Regions from separate parts of the Homo sapiens genome. Here region 1 is linked to region 2. A link is an interaction called in ENCODE POLR2A ChIA-PET data of the cell type or tissue named here. Cell type or tissue: B cell. All regions are shown on one strand. Each heading gives the region's core, and the rest is flanking DNA. Links, peaks and the distances in the headings are about the cores only. Region 1 overlaps PPP1R2 (protein phosphatase 1 regulatory inhibitor subunit 2). Region 2 overlaps ACAP2 (ArfGAP with coiled-coil, ankyrin repeat and PH domains 2).

Region 1 (2,914 bases), core at 166-2,665, 120 kb after region 2:
GAAACTGTACTCATTAAGTACTAACTCCCCACTCTCCCCAGCCCCTAGACCTGGCAACCACCATTCTACTTCTATCTCTAGAAATGTGACCACTCTAGGTACCTCGCAGAAGCGAAATCATGAAGTATTTGTCCTTTTGTGACTGGCGTATCTCACTAAGCATAATGTCTTCAAGGTTCATTCATATTGTAGCATGTGTCAGAATGTCTCTCTTTTTTTAAGAGACTGGGTCTCTGTCACCCCAGGCTAGAGTAAAGTGGCATGATCATAGTTCACTGCAGTCTCGAACTCCTGGACTCAAGTGATCCTCCTGCCTCAGCCTCCTGACTAGGTGGGACCACAGGTACGCACCACCATGCCCAGCTAATTTTTCTTTTTCTTTTTCTTTTTTTTTTTTTTTTTTTACAGGTGGAGTCTTGCTATGTTGTCAGGCTGGTATCAAACTCCTGGCCTCAAGCAATTCCCCTGCCTCAGCCTCCCAAAGTACTGGAATTACAGGTATGAGCCACCACACCTGGCCATAATCAAATTAATATGTCCTTAGTATTTGAAAAAAGTCACCTGCCAGGAGTGGGACTGTGTAATTTTTAAGGGAACTCATCACACTCTTCTGGGACTGAACTAGACTGGGTAAACAGAGCTTGCTTTAACAATACCGATGTCTTCAGATGCCTAGGCTTCTGCCTGTCACATAGTTGAGCTTGTGGCAGAAAACAAAAAACAAATTTAACCGGGAGACAGACACTGAAGGTTCAAGTTTCAGTTACCCTTTACTATAGAGAAGCCAAAAAAAAATCTTCTCTTGGACTCTATTTATAGTTGACCCTTGAATATTATGAGTTTGAACTGTGTGGGTCCACTTATATGCGGATTTTTTTTCAACAAATCTACTGGAAATTTTTTTGGAGGCTTGTGACAATTTGAAGAAACTCAGATAAACCACATAGCCCAGAAATATTTAAAAAAACCTTAAAAGTTAGTTATGTCATAAGTGCATTATACATAGAGAATAGTCTACTTTATCATTTACTACCATAAAATATTCACAAGCCTAGTTAAAATGTAACGTTAAAATTTATCAAAACATGCACATACAACACATGGTGTTGGATCTGCAGTTGGATCATAACTGCATAAAATTAACTACAGTACATACTATTCTATGTCACAGTTTCACAGCTATCTCTTGTTGCTACTGCAGTCTCCTCAAGTGTTGCAAGTTTGCTTAAAATGCTCTATGATGCGGCCAGGCACGTCTGTAATCCCAGCACTTTGGGAGGCTGAGGCAGGTGGATCACTTGAGGTTAGGCGCTCGAGACCAGCCTAGCCAACATGGTGAAACCCCGTCTCTACCAAAAATACAAAAAAATTAGGCATGGTGGCTTGCGCTTGTAGTCCTAGCTACTCAGGAGGCTGATGCAGAAGAATCACTTGAACCCGGGAGGCAGGGGTTGCAGTGAGCAGAGATCATGCCACTGCACTCCAGCCTGGGCAACAGAGTAAGACTCTGCCTCAGGAAAAAAAAAAAAAAAAGCTCTATGATGCTAGTTGTTTCAGTGTGAGTAGTTTGTTGCTCCAGTAAATTGCCTGTTGCAATAAAAAGTGATCTGTCTTGGTTTTTGAGTATTTTTTATCCTATTTAGTGCAATATTGTAAACCTTGAGTAACACCATGGGAGTCATACAAAATGCCACTAGAGATGCTGGAAGCATTCCCAAGAAGCAAAGTTGTGACATTACAAGAAAAAGTAGAACGCTTGATGAGTACCTTAGATGGAGCTCTGCAACTGCGGCTGCCCATCATTTAAACATGAATCCACCATAAAGACCATTGTAAAAATAAAATCAAATAAAAGGAAATTCACAAAGCTGTCACTGCAGTAGCGATACCAGCATGAAAACCTTGCATATTTTGTGAAGTGCCTTTTGTATTGCCGATGCATCTTTTATGTGAGTGCAGGATTGTACAAGACTATAGACTCTAATATGATTTGAGAAAAAATGATGTCACTATATGATAACTTAAAGCAAAAAGAAGGTGAAGAATCTAAAGTTGGAGAATTTAATGCGAGCAAACAATGGTTTGATAATTTTAGAAAGAGGTTTGGCTTTAAAATTACAAGATAACAGAGAAGCAGCTTCTGCCAACCAACAGGCTGCAGACGAGTTCCCAGAGGCCATTAAGAAAATCACTAATGAGAAAGGGCCAGGTGCAATGGCTCACACCTGTAATCCCACACTTTGGGAGGCTGAGGCAGGAGGATCTCTTGAGCCCAGGAGTTTGAGAACAGCTTGGGCAACCATAGTGAGACACTATCTCTACAAAAAATTTTTAAAATTAGCCAGGCATGATGGCACACACACACCTGCAGTCCCAGCTACTTGGGGGTGGCCTGAAGTGGGAGGATCACCTGAGCCCAGGAGGTCAAGGCTGCAGTGAGCCATCTGCAATCGAGCCACTGTAATCCAGCCTGGGTGGCAAAGTGAGACTGTCCAGAAAAAGAAAAAATTATTAAGGAGAAAGGACATCTGATCTGCCTGTACAGGTTTTTAATGAGAATAAAAGTGCCTGATTCTGGGGAAAAAAATGCCACAAAGGACATTTATTTATAAGAAAAGAGAAGCAAGCATCAGGATTTAAGGCAGGAAGGGACAGGCTAACTCTACTGTCTTGTGCCAATGCAGTAGGGTTTATGATCAGAACTGTCCTTAACTATAAAGCTGCTAACCCCGGAGCCTTGAAGGGAAAAGATAAACACCAGCTGCCAGTCTTGTGGTTGTAGAAGGTCTGGACAACGAGAACCCTCCTGGTTCCGTCCATGTTCTGTCCCCAGGGTAAGGAAGTACCTTGCCAATACAGAACTGCTTTTAAAAAAAAAAGAGAGATAGGGCATTACTCCATCGCCCAGGCTGGA
Region 2 (2,914 bases), core at 94-2,593:
AAAGTCCTGGGCACAGTGGCTCACACCTGTAGTCCCAACACTTTGAGGAGCCAAGGCAAGCAGATCACTTAAGCTCAGAAGTTTGAGACAAGCCTGGGCAACATGACAGAACCCAATCTCTACAAAAAATACAAAAATTAGCCGGGCATGGTGGTGCATGCCTATAGCCCCAGCTACCTGGGAGGCTGGATCACTGGAGCCTGAAGGTAGACATTGCAGTGAGATGAGATGATGCCACTGCACTCCTGCCTGGGCAACAGAGTAAGACTCCGTCTCAAAAGAAAAAAGAAAGATAGATCTCAGAGATCAATAACCTAACTTTATGACTTAAGGAACCAGAAAGAGAAGATGAAACCAAAACCAAAGCTAGCAGGTGGAAAGAAAGATTACAGCAAATATAAAAGAAACAGAAAGTAGAAAAACGACAGAGAAAAGTCAATGAAACCAAAAACTCGTTCTTTGAAATACCAACAAAATGACAAACCTTTAGCTCTACAGAATTTTTTTTAAAAAGAAGACTCAAATTACTAAAGTCAGAAGTGAAAATGGGGACATTATTACCAATTCCAGAGAAATAAGATTATAAGAGAGTACTATGAGCAAGTATATGCCAACAAACCGGACAAGCTAGGTGAAATGCAAAATTCCTAGAAACACAACTTATCAAGACTTTAGTCTTTTCTCATAAAGAAAGAGAAAATCTGAATAGACTTATAACTAGTAAAAAGATTGAATCTGTCATCGAAAATCTCCAAAACAGGCCAGGCATAGTGGCTCATGCCTGTAATCCCAGCACTTTGGGAGCCCAAGGCAGGCGGTCTGCTTTCAGCTCAGAAGTTCCAGACCAGTCTGGGCAACACGGCGAAACCCTGTCTCTACAGGAGGTACAAAAATTAGCCGGGCATTGGTGGCTCACACCTGTAGTCACAGCTACACGGGAGGCTGAGGCACAAAAATCACTTGAGCCCGAAAAGCAGAAGTTGCAGTGAGTAGAGATTATGCCACTGGACTCCAGCCTGGGTGACAGAGTGAGATCCTGTCTCAAAAAAAGAAAAAAAAATTAAGTCCTAGACCTAATGGCTTCACTGGCAAATTCTACCAAGCATTTAAAGACGAACTTACACCAACCCTTCTCAGACTTTTCCAAAAAAGTGAAGAGGAAGAAAACTTCCAAACTCATTTTATGATGCCAGCATTACCCTGATACCAAAGCCAGACACTACTGGAAAAGAAAACTATGGAACAATATCCCTTATGAACACTGATGCAAAAATTCTCAACAGAAGACTAGCAAACTGAATTCTACAGCATAGTAAAAGGATTATACACCATGACCTAGTAGAATTTATTCCTGGAATGCAAGAATAATTCAACATATGAAGAAAAAACAATGTACTATACCACATCAACAGAATGAAGGGAAAAAAATCCATGATCATCTCCATTGATGCATAAAAATCATACTGACAAAATTCTTTTTTTCATGATAAAAACACTTAACAAAAAGGAATAAAAGGAAACTACTTCAACATAATAAAAGCCATATACCAAAAAACCACAGTGAACATCATACTCTACTGAAAGCTTCCCTGTAGGATTAGAAACAAGGCAAGGATGCTGCTTTCAACACTTCTATTCAACATAGCACTGGAAGTCCCAGTCAGAGTCGCTAGGCAAGAAAAAGAAAAAAAAAAAAGGAATCAAATTGAAAAGGAAGAAGTAAAAGTATTTCTGTTTACAGACAATATGACCTTATTTTGTATGTAGAAAACCCTAAAGATTCCACAAAGGAACCTGTTAGAATAAATGAATTCCTCAAAGTAGCAGGATATAGTCAACATACAAAAATCAGTTGCATTTCTATACACATTAAGAATGTACAATCTGAAAAGGAAATTAAGAAAACAATGCCATTTATAATAGCATCAAAATAGTCAAAACACTTAGAAAATCACTTAACCAGTAAGTTGAAAGGCTTGTACAATAGAAACTATAAGGCATTCCTGGGGGAAAAAAAAAAGTACAAAAGAAATAAACAAATGGAAACATATCCCATGTTAATGAATTGGAAGACTTAATATTGTTAAGATGTCAATTACCCAAAGCCTTCTACAGATTTAATGCAATTCTTGTCAAAATCACAATGATGTTTTTTGTAGAAATAGAAAAACCTGGCTGGGCACAGTGGCTCACGCCTGTAATCTCAGCACCCTGGGAGGCTGAGGTGGGAGGATCACTTGAGGTCAGGAGTTCAAGACCAGCCTGGCCAACATGGTGAAACCCCATCTTTACAAAAAATACAAAAATTAGCTGGGTGTGGTGGCAGGCACCTATAATCCCAGCTACTCGGGAGGCTGAGGCAAGAGAATTGCTTGAACCTGGGAGGCAGATGTTGCAGTGAACCAAGATTGCGCCACTGCACTCCAGCCTGGGTAACAGAGTGAGTGAGACTCCATCTCAAAAAAAAAAAAAAAAAAAAAAAAAAACAGAAATAGAAAAACCTATCCTAAAATTCATATGAAATCTCAAGGGACAATGGATAGCCAAAACAATCCTGAAAAAGAAAAGCAAAACTGGAGGATTCACACTTTCTGATTTCAAAACTTACCACAAAGCCACAGTAATCAAACAGACGAATACTGTCATAAAGACAGCCATATAGACCTCCAGAATAGAACACAGTCCAGAATTAACCCTCATATATATATTCAAATGATTTTTGTCAAGAGTATCACTACAATGCAATGGGGAAAAGTCAGTCCTTTCAACAAATGGTGCTTGTAAAACTGGATATCCACATGCAAAAGAATGAAGACCCTTACCTAACACCACATACAAAAATTAACTCAAAAGAGATCCATGACTGAAATGTTAAGATCTAAAACTATAAAACTCTTAGAAGAAAACGTAGATT

What was found. Peaks named below come from ENCODE experiments on the same cell type or tissue, not always from the same donor. Only the 100,000 strongest peaks of a DNase experiment are listed, where the experiment ranks them.
Region 1: POLR2A ChIA-PET joins it to region 2 with 6 read pairs; 5 of 35 experiments call an interaction of 5 or more read pairs at or near these places.

What each region holds. Positions count from the first base shown.
Region 1 is chr3:195,531,831-195,534,744 of GRCh38, forward strand. The region is part of intron 1 of PPP1R2 (protein phosphatase 1 regulatory inhibitor subunit 2); the gene reads right to left. Among named protein-coding and RNA genes, the nearest start is that of PPP1R2, 10 kb to the right of the region's middle. In B cell, for the core only: no CTCF peak of the experiment used is centred there; no DNase peak of the experiment used is centred there; H3K27ac peaks cover 167 bases.
Region 2 is chr3:195,407,421-195,410,334 of GRCh38, forward strand. The region is part of intron 1 of ACAP2 (ArfGAP with coiled-coil, ankyrin repeat and PH domains 2); the gene reads right to left. Among named protein-coding and RNA genes, the nearest start is that of ACAP2, 34 kb to the right of the region's middle. In B cell, for the core only: no CTCF peak of the experiment used is centred there; no DNase peak of the experiment used is centred there; H3K27ac peaks cover 449 bases.